Linked DNA regions of Homo sapiens: region 2 is linked to region 1. A link is an interaction called in ENCODE POLR2A ChIA-PET data of the cell type or tissue named here. Cell type or tissue: K562. All regions are shown on one strand. Links, peaks and the distances in the headings refer to the core of each region. The heading gives the core; the rest is flanking DNA.

Region 1 (9,243 bases), core at 359-8,358:
GGAGGCCTCCGAACATGCCCCATCACACCAGATGCACTCAAAAACATACGGTGTCATTTACCCCCATGTGCCTAGAGCCCTAGACTCTGCACTTTGCTGTGTGCCAACCCAGGCTAGCCAGCACGGCCTTCAGACCCAGCCCCAGCTCTCACGCAGCCGCACCTCCCTCCTGTCCGAGCAAAGTTCGTCTTGCCTTGACTGGACGTCCAAAGTTTCCACAAGAGCCTTCAGATATCCAGTGAGCTCCAAACTGGCCACACAGCCACCAGAGAGATCCTGTTTTGAAGTGCTGGATTATGATATTTATTTACACTGACCACAGAATGTATTTATTTTTAACTTTCACTGTGGAAATTTTCAAGCATATCCACAAGAAGAGAGACTAGAATAATGGACTTCCATCTTCTCATCCCCTGACTTCAAGATCACCACTAACACATGGACCACTGGCTTCCTTTCTACCTCGTCTCACCTCCCGCTCCATTCCTACCCCCTGGAGTCTTTTGAAGCAAATACTTGACATCATCTTATGTTAACTGAACATCAGAGTGATTGATTTCTTCCTATATAAATCCAATTGTTTCACTTCCCTGTTCAGAATCCTTCAAACTTAGTATAAAAGCCAAGCTCCATTCTGTGGCATCTTGGGTGGGACCTGGTCCCTTCTTGGGCCCGCCCTGGTCCCTTCTTGGGCCCCTCCCCTGCTTGTCTCCAGCCCCGGCCTTCTCGCTGCTCCCTAAACACAGAGGCAGGCCCACCGAGCCTCCGCACCTTCCCTGACGCCTTCTAGCAGCCTGGACCCTCCTCCACCAGCATCCTCAAGGCCCCTCCCTCACTTCTGTCACACCTTTAATCAACTGCCACCCTCCCTGAGAACCCTTCCCTGAATCCCTATCTGGACCATAGCAAGGACTCGACAAATATTTAATGACTGAATGCATGTAATAAAAGTCAATAACCCTGTGAAACCAGGGAGAGAAGACAGAGTTGTTCCTGTTATTCAGATGAGAAAACTGAGGCTCAGCATGGTTAAGTGAATTGCCCAAAGACACACAGCTCTTCTTTTTTTTTTTTGAGACGGAGTCTCTCTGTGTTGCCCAGGCTGGAGTGCACTGGCGCCATCTCGGCTCACTGCAAGCTCCGCCTCCCGGGTTCACGCCATTCTCCTGCCTCAGCCTCCCGAGTAGCTGGGACTACAGATGCCTGCCACCACACCTGGCTACTTTTTTTGTATTTTTTTAGTAGAGACGGGGTTTCGCCATGTTAGCCAGGATGGTCCCGATCTCCTGACCTCGTGATCCGCCCGCCTCGGCCTCCCAAAGTGCTGGGATTACAGGCGTGAGCCACTGCGCCCAGTCGACACACAGCTCTTAAATGGTGGAAAAGACTTTGAACACAGGTCTTGACTCCAAATTCCATGCATTTTCCATTCCTGTGTTGCTTCTCTGAAATGAAACGTTGCTTCAGTTGATATAATTAAGACACAGGTTTACATCAAATGTATTCATTCATTCAACAAACAGTATCTCACTGTTTGAACGCTCAGTATGTGGCAGGCACTGTTCTGAGCAGCAGAGAAACTGGAGTGTGGTGGGCAGAATAGTGTCCCCCAAAGAGGTCCATGTCCTAATCCCCATCACCTGTGACTATGTTAGGTTACATGGGAGGTGGAATAGGGCTCATCAGCTGACCTTCATATGAGGACATTATCTTGCATTCCTTGGGTGGGCCCAGTGTCCTCACAAGGCTCCTCAACAGTGAAAGAGAGAGGCAGGGGAGTGGGAGAGAGATTTAAAATGCTACTCTGCTGGCTCTGAAGACAAAGGAAGGGGCTACAAGCCAAGGAATGCGAGTGGTCTCTGAAAAAGGCAAGGAAACAAGATTCTGCCCTTGTACCTCCAGGAAGGATTAAGGTCTGCAGATATTTTAATCTTATTCCAGTGATACTTATTTCTTTTTTTTTTTTTAATCTTTTTATGTTTTTGTTTTTGTTTTGAGACAAGGTCTCATTCTGTTGCCCAGGCTGGAGTGCAGTGGTGCAATCTCGGCTCACTGCAGCCTCAACCTCCTGGGCTCAAGTGGTCCTCCTGTCTCGGTCTCCTGAGTAGCTGGGACTACAGCTGCATGTCACCACACCTGGCTAATTTTTTAAAAACTTTTTGTAGAGATGGGAGTCTCATTATATTGCCCAGGCTGGTCTTGAACTCCTGGGCTCAAGTGATCCTCCCATCTCAGCCTCCAAGTATCTGGGACCACAGGCATGAGACCCATTTCTGACTTCTGACCTTCATAGCTCTAAGGGAGTCTATCTGTGTTGTTTTAAGCCACTGAGCGTGTGGCAATCTGTTACAGCAACAACTGGAAACAAAAAAAGAAAGTGAAGAAGGTAACAAGGTCCCTGCCCTCAAAAAGCCTCCTCTTTTTTTTGGAGTGAGGGGGAGTCTGGCACCTTCCACCGGGCCACTCTGGATGCAGAGGTCTTCCTACCACAGGTCCGTGCTCACTGCAGCCCAGCTGCCTCTGTTAGGACAGGCTGTCAGCGCCTCAGGAACAGGTTCTTCTGTTACCAAACAAAGTCTATTTGCTAATTTCCTATTCAAGAGTGACACTCATAGGCTTTATAGGGCTTTTCTACTGTATTTTAGCCAGACGTAGGAAATTAGCTCCATAAAAGAAAAGAAGAGGACAGAAGGGAAAGGGAGTGGAAGGGAGGAGAGGAAACAAAACTAGTTGAAGTGCTTCTTAGATTCTCGGCAAATCCACCTCCAGACCCCCTGAAACTCCTGTCTCAGCGGCTCTGTGTTTTGGCCCCACGTCCTCTGAGAGTTGGCAGAATGGAAACTTGGCCTCCACCCAAGAGGCACAGACAGTGCCTCATAATTAGAAGCTACTCAGGGCATCCCAGACTAAAACACACATCAGCAAAATGTCATTGCCTGACCTGGGAAGGTGTTCATCTAGCGCAGTCACTGTACCTCCCAGAGCAGCCTGTCCCCACCAAGGAGGGGGCATATGGAAGAAGGGGACACGCACTGGAGAGCAAAGGGCAACAGCAGGGTCTCCAGTGACAAAAGAACCCCCGAGGGGCAAGAGCAGGGCAGAAGCCCGTGTGTAAGCAGAAGAAGCCTGTCCACGCAGCTCTGAGGCTTTCCCCTCTGGCCGCCTCTGTGTTCCCACGGCCCAGGCCACATCCCTCACTGCCAGCATGGCCACCTCCCGGGCTCAGGGCAGAGCTGTTTACAGTGTTTCCCTAAGAACTCCCGAAAGGTATCTTCGTATATGAACATGTCCTTCCTCCTTCTCTCCTGTCGCTGGCATTCTGACACCCAGGAGGGCTGTTCTGCACCTAGATTCCTATTTTCTTACAGGACACAACCCCCGCAAATGGCACGACAGTTCTGGGGGCCACGTCTGTGGACCGAGGCAGTCCCTGCTCCACCTGCACAGCTGCCGTCAGGGTCCCCTCATGCCCCTCTCCAATACCTCTGCTCACACTTTGCTTTTGTAGTTTCCAGCACCAATTTTCAAATATCAATGAAACTCTTCAGCTGTAAAGTGCTTAATGAAGGATTCCTGGGGCTTCTCCTTAAAGGAGCTCAGCAGGCATGGCCCTCACCACAGCTGTTTATCTCACTTCAACAGCATAAACCCTATCTTCAAGCTCCAGGCCTGCCTCCTCCCCACACAATCATCACTCAGTTTTCTCTTTCAAGAGAGTTACTAGGGGCATGGAGGAAGGGAATATTTCCCTTGCCGGGATCTCAGTTTGCATTGGTAGAAAGCACAGTCATCCCAGCCTGGACAGTATAGTGAGACCTTGTCTCTGAACAAAAAACAAACAAAAAATATTAGCCAGGCATAGTGGCTGGTGCCTATAGTCCCAGCTACTCGGGAGGTTAAGGCAGGAGGATTGCTTGAGTCCAGGAGGTCAAGGCTGCAGTGAGCTATGATTGCACCACTGCATTCCAGCCTGGGTGACACAGCAAGACCCTGCCTAAAAAAAAAAAAAAGAAAGGAAAAAGAGAAGAAAAGAAAGCACAGTGCTCTTGTGAAAGGGTGGGAGGAGAGCAAAAACTCGCATGTACTCTATCCTCTCCCATGAGGAGGAATGCCTACAAAAACGTTCTATCGTGGGCTGGTGGGGATGGTGCAGGTCAGGAGCAGGATTCCGGGCTGTGCTGCTGGCTGGTGTTGCCAGCTGGGACTGTATTTCCAATGCCTGCAGGAGAAAGAAAGGAGCTGCTCATTCTGAGCTTGTAAGAGGCTCCATTCTTCAAGAACTTCCAAAGGTCAAAATTTCCTCTGACTTTACTAATGGCCTATGAATAGTGAACCACTTTTTTGACCATAGATGTTGGGGCCCTGAAGAAAGCAGGAAAGACAGCAAAAGAGTTTCTTTGGATGTCTGTAAAGCCTGAATTTGACCTCAGCTATCTGCTGCCTCCAGTTCCTTTGCTTTCTCAAGGACCCATTCAGACCCAGCGATTCCGCACAGCTTTGTGCCAGTGCATCCCAGCCCTCTGGGCACATGATCTCCAAACACCTAATCTTTCAAACCATGCAGACTGGCAGTCACTTGCAAAATTAATCTGAAGGAGGTGAACAAGCGGTATGGCTGAACAGCCTGGGGTGGCCAGATCTCCTGACTGCATGCATTAAACCGTGGGCTCCTGGAGGATGTCAGTGTGGATCCCTCTTATAGGCATGCACCACCACACCCAGGTAGTTTCTTATTTTTTGTAGAGACAGGGTCTCACTATGTTGCCCAGGCTTATCTTGAACTCCTGGGCTCAAGCTATCCTTCCACCTTGGCCTCCCAAAGTACTGGGATTAAAGGTATGATTCACTGTGCCTGACCTAACTCTTTATTCAAAATTTTTTCTCTGAGGTCAGCATTTCTAACCTACATGTAAATTCCAAAGAGTTGAAAGACAGCTGGCAACTTGCTTATCATTGATAATTTACAGGTTTAAGGAGCAGGTAACCCCAAAGTCATCTACAAAGTCAACATAATCCTGACCAAAATCCCAGTTGGATTCTTTTGATAAATATTTACAAGCTGATCCTAAAATTCATTTGGAAATGCAACATACACAGAATAGCTAAAACAATCTTGAAAAAGAACGAAGTTGGAGAACTCACATTTTCCAATTTGAAAGCTTACTACAAAGCTACAGTAATCAAGACAATGTGGTATTGGCATAAGGAGAAAAAATGTATATCAAAGGAATAGAACTCAGAGTCCAGAATCAGAGCCTCAAATTTATGGTCAGGTGATTTTCAGTAAAGATGCCAAGACAATCGGGCAAAGAATAGTCTTTTCAATAAACTGTGTTGGGACAACTGGACAGCTGCCTGCAAGGAATGAAGCTGGATCCTGTCTTTACAACATGGACAGAAATTAACTCCAAATGCATCACAGGGATAAAAGTGAGAGCTAAGACTATAAAACTCTCAGAAGAAAATGCAGGAGTAAACCTTTACGACCTTAGGTTAGGCAAAGACAAGTGTTGGTGAGTATATGGAGAAACTAAAGCCTTACACACTGCTAGTTTTCCACTTTGGAAAACAGTTTGGCAGTTCCTCTAAATGCTAGTCATAGAGTTACCATATGACCCAACAATTTCACTTCTAGATACATACCTAAGAGATTTTTAAAAACATGCATCTGGCCGGGCACGGTGGCTTACACCTGTAATCCCAACACTTTGGGAGGCCGAGGCCGGTGGATCACCTGAGGTCAGGAGTTTGAGACATCTGGCCAACATGGTAAAACCCTGTCTCTACTAAAAATACAAAAAATCAGCCGGGCATGGTGGCAGCTGGCTGTAATCCCAGCTACTGGGGAGGTTGAGGCAGGAGAATCGCTTGAAAGCAGGAGGCAGAGGATGCAGTGAGCCAAGATCATGCCACTGTACTCCAGCCTAGGCGACAGAGAAGACTCCATCTCAAAAAAAAAAAAAAAATCTACACAAAGAATTGTACATGAATGTTCACAGCTATTCATAATAGCCAAAAAGTTGGGGGAAAGTGGATATCCATCAACTGATGAGTGGCTAAACAAAATGTGGTCTATCCAGACAATGGAATATTATTCTGCCATAAAAAGGAAATACTTTTATGACCCACACCACAAGGTGAACCTTGATAATCTTATCCTAAGTGAAAGGATCCAGTCACAAAGAACCACAGGTTGTATGATTCCATTTGTGTGAAATGTCCAGATTAGGCAAATCTAGAGACAGAAAGTATCCCAGGGCTGGGGGATGTAGAGGGGGAACTGGGAGTGACTGCTAATTCATAAGCGTTTCTTTCTGGACTGATAAAAATGCTCTAAAATGGATTGTGCTGATGGTTGAACAATTCGGAACACATCAGAACCCACCAAGGTGCGTACTTTAGATGGATAAATTGTATGGTACGTGAATCGGATCTCAGTAAAGCTGTTTTTAAATAAAAAAAAAGGGGGGCTGGTCATACTCCACATACTGATAGTCAACACAGAAACAAATGTGGACAAAAGCAATTTTCAGTGAATGTGATTTCTAACTGCTAAAGCTCCAGAGTGGGTTATCCAGAAAAGATGAAAGTTGGCTCATCTGCTTCCAAGGCCAACAGAGAATGAGGACAGAAAGCTCAGAGACAGAAGCTTGAGTGGGTCTAGAACAGGTAAGAAGGGGGTCAGGGAAAGAACTCCCTGCCAAGGAAAAAGTACAGAGAATTCCACCACTGCCGCTTCACTGGGCTCTTTTTAGAAACCATTTTCCAACATGGGGAGGGGCCGTCTGAGCCAAGAGGAAGGAATAAATATATCTTCAGAGCCATGGAAAGTCAAACATTAGCTCTACAGCTTCAGGTTTTTTAATGGGAAATTTGTGTTGGAACGTCATGAACTGTGTAAAAGTATAGCACGGTGGAAAAAAATGGAAGGGAGATGGCTGAAGAAAGTTTCAGGTTGGAAGAAGTTGGTCCTCCATGGTATATAGAGCAAGAGAACCCAGGAGGGGCCGCTGGCAGATGAAAGTATTATCCCCAGCTCTTCACCTCTTCATGAACGCATGCCTTATTTATGACAATGTTGCTTTTCAGCTCCTCTCGCTAAAAGCCACTCTATGTGTTGACTCTAGGCTCCCGCAGGGAGCTGGGCAGGTAAATTACCTTCTGTCGGCTATGGACCGCTCTAGGCATGGCTCCTGTGTACATCCTTGCAAAGGTGCCTGCTGACCTGCTACTCTGTACTGTTCACAGCTTGGTGTGAAGCAGAAACCAGCACAATAACCCATTCCAAGAGGACAGGATAAAAACTTCCCAAAGGCCACACTGATGGTACAACAGAGGGAGCCCAATGGCACTCTTCCCCTCTTCATAGTCCTTGGTGGTACAACACACCATGCACAAATCTTACTAATGTCAAGCTTCCAACAAATGGGATTCAACTGGGAAATGGTTAAATTTTTCAAAAAACATTTTTGTTAATAGATGCACCCTATGAATTACCATATCACCACTGAATGAATGAGATAGGATGCCCATGACACACAGTTGGATTAAAAAAGCAAAAGCAACATTCAGACAGTATCAAGAATGAATAGGCTGGGCACGGTGGCGCACCTGTAGTCCCAGCTACTCTGGAGGCTGAGGCGGGAGAATCGCTTGAGCCCAGGAATTTGAGACTACAATGAGCTATGATCATGCCATGGCACTCCAGCCTGGGTGACAGAGTGAGACCCTGTCTCTAAAATAAATAAATAAAAATAAATAGAATGAATACTCTCTTATATAAAGAGGAGGAGGATCCTTTGAGATTCCTGTGCTCAGGAGAAGAAAAAATAATTTTCCAAGAGTACAAATTTGTACCACAAATATAAGATAGAATTATTACTGGGCAGTAAGTAGGACATTAACCAGAATGCTGTGTATGTTAGGCAGAACTTGGTGCAATCATTCCACAAATAAATAAATATTGAATCATGAACACAAGCAAAGCACTGAGCGGAGCTTTCTTCCTTTAAGGACACAGAAATCCATGTCTTTGGCCAGGCTTGGTGGCTCACGCCTATAATCCCAACACTTTGGGAAGCCAAGTGAAATGGATTGCTTGAGGCCAGGAGTTCAAGCCCAGCCTGCACAACATAGCAAGACCTCATCTCTAACAAATTTTTTTTTTGAGGTGGAGTCTTGCTCTTTCACCCAGATTGGGGTACAGTGGTGCAATCTCAGCTCACTGCAACATTCGCCTTCTGGGTTCAAGCGATTCTCTCACTTCAGCCTCCCAAGTAACTGGGACTACAAGTGCCACCACGCCCAGCTACTTTTTCTATTTTTAGTAGAAACGGGGTTTCACCATGTTGGCCAGGCTGGTCTCGTACTCCTGACCTCGTGATCTGCCCGCCTCGGCCTCCCAAAGTGCTGGGATTACAGGCGTGAGCAACTGTGTCTGGCCCAATTTTTTTTTTTTTTTTAAATTAGCTGCGCATGGTGGCATACACTGGTAGTCTCAGCTACTCAGGAGGCTGGAGCAGGAGGATTGACCAGGCCTGGGAGTTTGAGGTTGCAGTGAGCTATGATTGCATCACTGCACTCCAGCCTGGCTGACAGAGTGTGACCTTGTCTTAAAAAGATAAAATAAAATAAAATAAGAAAGAAAAAAAGAAATCTGTCTTTATATTGTCAAATCATAAACCCAAAGTGATTGTTTGTTTAAAATTATGAAAACTAAAAGAACAATAACATTTCTATGATGATAAAGAGGGGTAATAAAATTCACGGGACTCCAATAATTAATGAGACAGAACAAATAGCAATAGGCACAAGCAACAGCAGGGAATTTATTTTTAGCTCAAACATTAGGCAACATCATTACAAGCACAATTAAAGCCAGCAACAAGCTGCCAAAACAATTGAAAAATTGCCATTACTGGAGAGATGCAAGACTCCACCAGGGGACACCAGACAAGGACAGCCCAAGGATAATGAAATCAGGCCGTCGAGGGCTGGGGAGATCAGGTGACCACATAGCCACATGGATATCAGTCACACACTCTCCACAAATCTAGACTCTAAAAATGTTCACTTTGAAATCGTTATCCCAAACTAAATCCGTCTTCCTCGAAGTATAAAGAAAGAATATCCCTACTGTGGAGTCATGCCTTGCATGTATAATGCTAGTGATTTCTTTAAAATTATGGATGTATCAATGGAGTCAGATGTCTACAACCTCTAAAAGTCAAATTTTAGGAAAAG
Region 2 (9,243 bases), core at 424-8,423, 97 kb before region 1:
ATGTGTTCTCATTGTTCAACTCCCACTTACGAGTGAGAACATGCAGTGTTTGGTTTTCTGTTCCTGTGTTAGTTTGCTGAGGATGATGGCTTCCAGCTTCATCCATGTCCCTGAAAAGGACACAATTCCATTCCTTTTTATGGCTGCATAGTATTCCATGGTGTATATGTGCCACATTTTCCTTATCCAGCCTATCATTGATGGGCATTTGGGTTGGTTCTATGTCTTTGCTATTGTAAATAGTGCTGCAATAGACATACATGTGCATGAGTCTTTATAGTAGAATGATTTATAATCCTTTGGGTATATACCACCCAGTAATGGGATTGCTGGGTCAAATGGTATTCCTAGTTCTAGATCCCTGAGGAATCGCCACACTGTCTTCCACAATGGTTGAACTAATTTACATTCCCATTAACAGTGTAAAAACGTTCCTATTTCTCCACAGCCTCACCAGCATCTATTGTTTCTTGACTTTTTAATAATCACCATCCTGACTGGCGTGAAATGGCATCTCACAATTATCATTTGTCAATTAAAAATAATTTTAAAAAAAAGAAGGCTTGATTAAAAAAAAAAGAAAAGAAGAAGAAGAAGAAGAAAACATACTAGAAATGCTTATTCCATACACAGGAACACATTTCCTTTAAGTATATCCTAACGCTGATTCCTCATTGCTATCTTGCATTTAAACACCTTTTGCAAAAATGTTTTATTCACTGGTGCATTCATTTCTTAATGGCTGCCGTAACAAATTATCACAAACTGGGTGGCTTAAAACAACAGGTATTTTCTCACAGCTCTGGAGGCCAGAAGTCCAAAATCAAGGTGTTGACGGAGCTGTGATCCCTTGGGAAGCTCCAGGGGAGAATCTGTTCTTCGCCTCTGGCGGCTGCTGGCAGGGAGCCTTGATTTGTGGCCGCATGGCTCCAGCTGCTGCTTCCGTCTTCACGCTGCCTTCTTCTTCGCGTGTGTTGAATCTCCTACGTCTCTTGTCTATGGACACTTGTGATGGCATTTGGGGATCACCCAGATAATCCAGGATTATCTCCTCATCTCAAGAGCCTTAACTTAATCACATCTGCAAAGGCCCTTTTCCAAATGAAGTAACATTTACAGGTTTATAGTACTAGACCCTGATGTCTTTGGGGCTACCATTCAACCCTCTACAGTTGGTATTAATAATCTTCACATCAGTTTAATGACTTGGTTAAAATTATCTCTGACAAAGAACCTAAGGCACATAAATGTTATTTGTTTATTTATTTATTTATTTATTTATGAGACATGGTCTCACTCTGTTGCCCAGACTGGAGTGCAATGGCTCGATCTCAGCTCACCACAACCTCCCGGGCTGAAACGATTCTCCTGCCTCAGCTTCCTGAGTAGCTGGGATTACAGGCTCGCGCCACAGGCCCAGCTATTTTTGTGTGTGTGTGAGACAGAGTTTTGCTCTTGTTGCCCAGGCTGGAGTGCGATGGCGCAATCTGGGCTCACTGCAACCTCCGCCTCCCTGGTCCAAGCGATTCACCTGCCTTAGTCTCTAGAGTAGCTGGGATTACAGGAGCCTGCCACCACGCCCAGCTTTTGGTATTTTTAGTAGAGATGGGGTTTCACCATGTTGGCCAGGCCGGTCTCGAACTCCTGACCTCAGGTGATTCATCCGCCTCGGCCTCCCAAAGTGCTGGGATTACAGGCATGAGCCACCAAGCCCTGCCTAGGTACTTTTTAAATAACATTTCTGCCATCCGGCCTAGGTACTTTTAAAATAACATTTCTAGCCAGGTTCAGTGGCTCATGCCTGTAATCCCGGCACTTTGGGAAGCCAAGGCGGGCGGATCACCTGAGGTCAGGGGTTCGAGACCAGCCTGGCTAACATGGCAAAAACCCATCTCTACTAAAAATACCAAAAAATTACCTGGGCATGGTGGTGGGTACCTGTAATCCCAGCTACTCGGGAGGCTGAGGCAGGAGAATTGCTTGAACCCGGGAGGGGGAGGTTGCAATGAACCAAGATTGTGCTGCACTCCAGCCTGAGTGACAAGAGCAAAACTCCATCTCACAAAAAAATAAAAAATGAAAAATAAAATTCAAAAAATAGTACCTATGTGATAGAACTACCACTAGTTGAAAACATAAAAAACATTCAGTCAACAGGTTGTTTTATATAAAGTGAAAATTATTTCCTGTTTCTAATTCTCTTATAAAAATGAGACATCGTGAAAAATAATATTCTGCCTAAATTGTGCATAAATTTCCCAATGATTACTGTGCAACTCTAGGTATCTTTTTTTTTTTTTTTTAGAGAGAGACTGGCTCAGCTCTGTCACCCAGGATGGAGTGCAGCGGTGCAATCATAGCTCACTGCAGGCTTGAACTCCTTGGCCTCAAGCCATCCTCCCACTTTGGCCTCCCAGAGAGCTGAAATTACAGACATGAGCCACTGTGCCCAGCCTGCCTCAGTATTTTTAAAACAAATTCTGGATAACATGGTATTTCATCCCTAGATACTTGAGTTCGCATTTCTCCCTTTTTGTAAACAAAGTAATAGGGTAGAAAAGTATCAAAATTTAAGTGCAAAGGATGCCAAAGGCAGGCTCAGATCCAAATGGTCAATATTTTCCCACTCATTAGTAAACTTTGTTTTTGTCTTTTATCAAGCAACAGCAAGACCCATTATGGGATTAAAAAGCCTGTATTTCAGAGGGACTTTTTGCCACCCATCATATTACCTAATTTACAATGATATTGGTAAGCATGATCTAGTGACAGCTATCCAGTTTCTGAAAATTTCATAAGCAATACTACTTTAGATGTGTGGTGAAGTTCAATGATCTACTTAGAAAAGAAATAGCAAGTGTGTTGCTAGGTGACATGCACATGCTCAGATACGGGGAGGAGCAGAACTGGTCCAACGAGGCCCTTGAAGCCAGGATGACCCACCTCTGCACCGCTCCTCAGCACATTCATCTGTGGTGGTCCCAGGTCACACCTCCTCTACTTCCCATATCTTCCCTATGTCATCTCACACCCGCCCATCTCATCTCCACACCCAGCAACCACATTCTGACTCAAACCCACTGATACCCCTATTGTTCTGGCAACTTCTGAAGTCCCCTAATGGTTTCTTGCGCCTCGACCTCACTACTTCATTTTCCGTTTCTTTTGCTTCCTTTGCTGCCTGGGATGAGAGGGACCCCTACTCTCAGCCCCCTGACCTTAAGGAACTCCCCATTCCTTTGCTATTCAGCTCAACCACTGTTCTTTCTGGAGAGGGGAGATTTGGATGTGTTTCCCTTGAATTGTTAAAAAGGAATGTAATCTTCATTCAGGGAGATAAAACTAGGGTTATCAAGACCTCATATTTAAGCAAGTCAATAAAGCACAGAAGAATCCTAAGAATTAGATGATACTTTCTTAGTTTTAATTCAAAATAGAGGAGTTTTCAGTTTTGTATTCACCTGCAAACAGTTTTCCTAGAGCACACCTGGGAACTCTGAATATTCATTGCATTTGAAACCGTTTGTCTATGGGCTGCAAATAGGGCTCATTGCTGTAGCAGTCGATTCCCTGACACACATTGATCTTTCTGTCTTCAATCTGAGTATCAAGAATAAACACGAGTAGCATCTGAACCACACATAATAAATCTTGGTCTTTTATTTTTTAAGCACGTAAGGAAAGAATAAGTGCCATAGGTAGGCCTGAAGAGGATGAATGTTGACCACCGGTATCCAATTTATGTAACTACCAATGTTATTTTAGCATGTTTATGTCTGACATATACAAAAATAGCAACCCAAAATGAAATAGGATTATAATCTGGATTTATAAATACTTTTTTAAAAACCTTCAAATGCCAAAACAAATGGAGATTATTTGAAAGTAAGTATGAGTAATTTTAACCTCACAGTAAAGAAATCAAAGTAATTAGGGGAATGAACATAGGGTGGGAATCATCAATATCCATTACTGGGCTGGGCAAAGTGACTCACACCTGTAATCCCAGCACTTTGGGAGGCTAAGGTGGAGGATCACTTGAACCCAGGAGTTTGAGACTAGCCTCAAAAACATAGTGAGACCTCTTCTTTAAAAAAAAAAAAAAAATAGCTGGGCATACTGGCACACACCTGTAGTCCCAGCTACTTGAGAGGCTGAGGCAAGAGGATCACTTGAGTCTGGGAGGTTGAGGCTGCAATGAGCCATGATCATGCCACTGCACTTCAGCCTGGGCAACAGAGTGAGACCCTGTCTCAAAAAAAAATTCAGACTGGTGTGGTGGCTGATGTTTATAATCCCAGCACTTTGGGAGGCCAGTGCAGGGGGATCATTTTATCTCAAGGGTTCGAGACCAGCCTGAGCAACATAGTGAGACCTCATCTCCACTAAAAATTTTTTAAAATTAGCCATATATGGTGGTGTGCACCTACAGTCCCAGCTACTCTAGAGGCCGAGGTGGGAGGTTCGCTGGAGCCCAGGTGATTGAGGCTGCAGTGAGCTATGATCATGCCACTGCACTCCAGCCTGGGTGACAGAGCAAGACTCTGTCAAAAAAAAAAAAATCCATTAAGGTTGAGTGCTCTCAAATTCCAGTTACGCAGCTGCTTCTGATAGCATGACAATATATTACCGTCTAGCCATGTTAACTGGTATGACTTAAAGGAAGTCTTCCTTAAAGCCTTCTCTGGGAGGTGGCTAGCCTCCTCTGCCCTTTCTAAACTGAGAATCATTAGCTAACTGGTGACTTCCTCGTGTATCTTCCTAAGGTCAGTGAAAGATATTGATCTATGAGTCATTAGAGTTGCATTTAGCTTTGTCTTTTAAACACCAACGTTTTGTGGCTTTCATAGAGCAGGGAGAGAGAAGCAGCATTTTTTTTTTTTTCACCTTTTCTCAAGACCTACCAGAAAGGTGCCTCTCCAGAGATCAGAGAACTTTTAGTTTTCTAAACCAGGAATTCGCGAAAACAGCATTAAGGTCAGCAGAAACGTAATGTACAGGGACAACCTTACTCTTCCCTGTCCTTCCCCATGCCATATCTCCCTCTTACTTGAAACTACCATCTTAACCTAAACAAAGATGACCCTCAACTTGTGTGTGTAAAAGTAATATACACTTCAAATCAATACGTAGTAGAACGATCACATTTTCTTTTCATTTTCACAATCCACATTTCTTCATTTCAACTACTGCCTGTCGTTACTGGCCCTAACTTCTTCCTATCTACCATTTTCTATCATCAACTTCTTCATTTTCATATAAATTATCTTTTTTCCATCCTGGAATCTGAAATTTTTTATTTCCTTAAATCTTTAAGCTACAGCCTTGGGTTTTATCTGACTCTGTGGTGTCTACATCCAAATATTTGTCATTGTTGCACTGGGTGTCTATTTTCATTGTGGGTATTAAAGGATCTCATGGTTCAAGTACCATTATTATTTCAAAACTTGCAGCCTAACTTTTCCTTTTATCTCTTGGTTTGCTTTGTTTTTTAGTTAACTTTTATCTCCATAGAGTGTAGCATTTCACAGTTCCCTTACAAGTTCTGGGAAACTTAAAAATCTGCCAAAAATCAAGATAGAATTCTAAGTAACAACATACCATAACTTTCTAGTATTTGCTGAATATAATTTATTTGAAATACCATTTGAGTCTCAAAAAGACACAAGTGTTGAACACTGAAGGCATAGTCTATGAAGAACCAGATTGTTCATATTTAGAGAAAAACATGTTTCAAAAGCATCGCTTAGAAGAACAGACCCCAGAACTGACTCACCCTGTTTACATCCTTTGCATCTTTCTTTCTTTTCTTCTTTTTTTCTGAGACCAAGTCTCATTGTGTTGCCCAGGCTGGAGTGCAATGGCACAATCTCAGCTCACTGCAACCTCGGCCTCCCAGGTTCAAGCAATTCTCGTGCCTCTACCTCCTGAGTAGCTGGGATTACAGGTGCTGCCCCCACGCCCGGCTAATTTTTGTATTTTTAGTAGAGACAGAGTTTCACCATGTTGGCCAGGCTAGTCTCTTGGCCAAGCTAGTCTCGAACTCCTGACCTCGTGATCTGCCTGCCGCGGCCTCCCAAAGTGCTGGGATTACAGGAGTGAGCCACCGCACCCAGCCATCCTTTGGATCTTTCTAAGCATTCACTCATCAGGTTTCATATTCTCTTTTGATTTATATCCCATATGCCAACGTTAGCAAAAGTTACTATTATAAGATAATTTGTCATTTGAATAAGGCACAGATAGCTATTTAGTTTTAAGGCTGGACAGACAGATTCAAGGAAATCGGATTGAATGTGAAATCAGGATGAAAGTGAAATGAGAAGGTGCGTTTAAAAGGAACTTGATAAAAGTACAACCTCTTCTTATTGGGTTTGATATTTCATGGGGATTTATAAGTGGGATAAGGGTGATTCTGACCATATTCTCCATATTCTTAATGTGGACTCTTAGTCAAATGTTGAGTGCTCAAATGCCATCCCTTGAAATCTATGTGCCTGATTGCAGGCAGCCTTTCCTTCCTCCCACTTTCCACGTTAATCCACTCAGCTCCTAAGGCTTGATGGGCCTGACCCTGCTTTGAGTGTGCACAAGTGACCAAGCCTGACCAATCAGAGTCCTTCAACTCTTCCAAATACGCAGAGTGGTTCAGGGATTGGCACATGATGCAGCCAATCAGAGTCTTTCCTGGAACTTTTGTTGGCGTTATTAGGAAACAGGCTCACCTTTTTATCTGCGATTATGAGCCACGGAAGCAACTGATGATAAAATCAAGATGAACAGCAGAGCTAAGGGTAGAAAACCATGTTCTGATGTTGTCTGAATCCCTGAATCTGCCTAAAGTCATTGATCTCCTTAGAATTTCCATTTTCAAGATCCAATACCCTCTCCCTTTTTGCTGGAGCAGGTTTGAGTTGGCCTTTTGTCAGTTGCACGGAGAAAATGAATGTATCACCTATCCCATAACACCCATGATCACTTAGGTAGTTCATCTCCAAACAGAATAACTTCCGATTTGGTCTGTTCTTGGGCCATTTGTAATCTGAAGCCTGAAAGGCCCAAAATGCACAACTAGAATACAGAACATCTGCATAATGCCAGCATTCGGAGGCTCTGCCAGAACACCCTTGAGCTTGGGCCATTCACCTATTCCCCATTGCTCAGGCTTCCCAGATTTTGTATTTTCTAGTAGTTGTTTGGGTTCCCTGGCAGTATCTAAACAGTTGGAGTCTTCAAAGTATTCAGTTGATTGTTTTTTGTTTTTGTTATATAATTAGGAAAAAACAAAATGAGAATGATGGTAAAAAAAATATCCTCACACAGGCTGGTCGCGGTGACTCACGCCTGTAATCCCAGCACTTTGGGAGGCCGAGGCGGGCGGATCAGGAGGTCAGGAGATCAAGACCATCCTGGCTAACACGGTGAAACCCCGTCTCTACTAAAAGTACAAAAAGTTAGCCGGGCGTGGTGGCACGTGCCTGTAGTCCCAGCTACTCGCGAGGCTGAGGCAGGAGAATGGCGTGAACCCGGAAGGCGGAGCTTGCAGTGAGCCGAGATTGCACCACTGCACTCCAGCCTGGGCAACGAGTGAGACTCCATCTCAAAAAAAAAAAAAAAAAAAAAAAATCCTCACACAGTGATAGCCAATGGCAACACATTGTGCCTTTTGTCCAATTAAAATAAAATAGAGATAATTCTGTTTTCAGTATTTTGACCTGCTTTTTATTTTCTTGTTTTCATTTCTCAGTGAATTTTTTTTTTTTTTAAACACGGAGTCTCTCTCTGTTGCCCAGGCTAGAGTGCAGTGACGCTATCTCAGCTCACTGCAACCTCTGCCTCCCATGTTCAAATGATTTTCCTGCCTTAGCCTCCCGAGTAGCTGGGATTACAGGCATGTGCCACCAGGCCCAGCTAATTTTTGTATTTTTAGTAAAGACAGGGTTTCACCATGTTGGCCAGGCTGGTCTGGAACTCCTGACCTCAGGTGATCCACACACCTTAGCCTCCCAAAGTGCTAGGATTACAGGAGTGACCCACTGCATCCGGCCTTTTCACAGTGAATTTGGAGGAGCTAGCCACTGACAGGAAGGAGGAAGGCGCTCCATACAGCAAATGAAATTCAGAACTCTGGCCAGCCCATCGAGAAGAGGGTAACAGGTAACCCCCATATCTCCCATTTGGGAGGCACCACTCACTAGAATTCAGCAGGCTGGAGGCCTGGAAATGACTCAGCAATGAGTCCATTTTCTTATCCCTGGTAGGCCTGCTGGGACAAGTTGAGAGAAGACGAATGAAGTGAGGACGCTGCACACCATAATCTGAAATAGTCCTAGCGGTGGAAAAGAAGCAGCCTGCAGACGAGGCGGGCAGTGGGAAGGTGCGCCTGCAGGAGGGAGCACCTTATGGGGCTGGGCAACTCACTGAGAAATGATTCTGTCATAGACATGTGTGTATTTCTTCTGATAGTTATGCTCTGGATCATCAGAAAAATACAAAGGCATAGCCACAATTCATACTAGTGGAGAGACCTCAACAGAGATGGACCCACCCAAGCCTAGCTTGGAACTTGGACTCGGATGGAACTTGGACTGCACAGACTGTGTGGCCCCACCCACTGGGGTTGAGGCTTCAATATATGAATTTCAGGGGGACACATTTCAACCCATAACTGCTTAAGATGAGGCTCACAGGCTGGACTGAGGACTCCTCTCAGGGTGCAGCACATAGGAAACCATTTTATTATTATTATTATTATTATTATTATTATTACTACTATTATTATTATTAGAGTCAGAGTCTTGCCTGTCACCCAGGCTGGAGGGCAGTGGCAAGACCATGGCTCACCATTACCTCAAACTCTTGGGCTCAAGTGATCTTCCTACTTCAGTGTCCCAAGTAGCTGGGATTACAGGCGTGAGCCACCGTGACTGGCTGTTTTATTTTCTTTTAGAGAAGAGAATCTCACTATGTTGTCCAGGCCTCAAGTGATCCTCCCACCTCTGCCTCCCAAATTCCTGAGATTACAGGCATCTCAACATTACGCCTGGCTCATGACTTTTCTAATTGAGTAAGCATCAATAAAGTGAACTTGTGGAAAGACGCAAGCCTGTGTAGACCTGGCTATGTCTGATCTTGTGCTGCTGATGACACCTCACAGGAAGTGAAAATGGCCAACACCTTGATCTCAGACTTCTAGGCCCTGGAACTGTGAGAAGTAAATGTCTGCTGTTTAAGCCATCCTTT

Evidence for each region. Peaks named below come from ENCODE experiments on the same cell type or tissue, not always from the same donor. Only the 100,000 strongest peaks of a DNase experiment are listed, where the experiment ranks them.
Region 2: POLR2A ChIA-PET joins it to region 1 with 9 read pairs; 4 of 35 experiments call an interaction of 5 or more read pairs at or near these places.

Annotation. Positions count from the first base shown.
Region 1 is chr18:9,798,008-9,807,250 of GRCh38, reverse strand. All of the region lies in intron 3 of RAB31 (RAB31, member RAS oncogene family), which reads right to left. Among named protein-coding and RNA genes, the nearest start is that of TXNDC2, 83 kb to the left of the region's middle. In K562, for the core only: CTCF peaks have their summits at 3,613 and 4,177; DNase peaks (open chromatin) are centred at 3,280 and 3,660; H3K4me3 peaks cover 1,112 bases.
Region 2 is chr18:9,894,716-9,903,958 of GRCh38, reverse strand. LOC105371982 (a long non-coding RNA gene) reads left to right here and starts at 7,226. Exons shown (of 4, transcript XR_007066282.1): 1 at 7,226-7,300; 2 at 8,058-8,157; 3 at 8,262-8,377; 4 at 8,467-8,725. RefSeq lists an enhancer at 8,093-8,387. In K562, for the core only: a CTCF peak has its summit at 8,325; DNase peaks (open chromatin) are centred at 4,728, 6,638 and 8,248; H3K4me3 peaks cover 752 bases.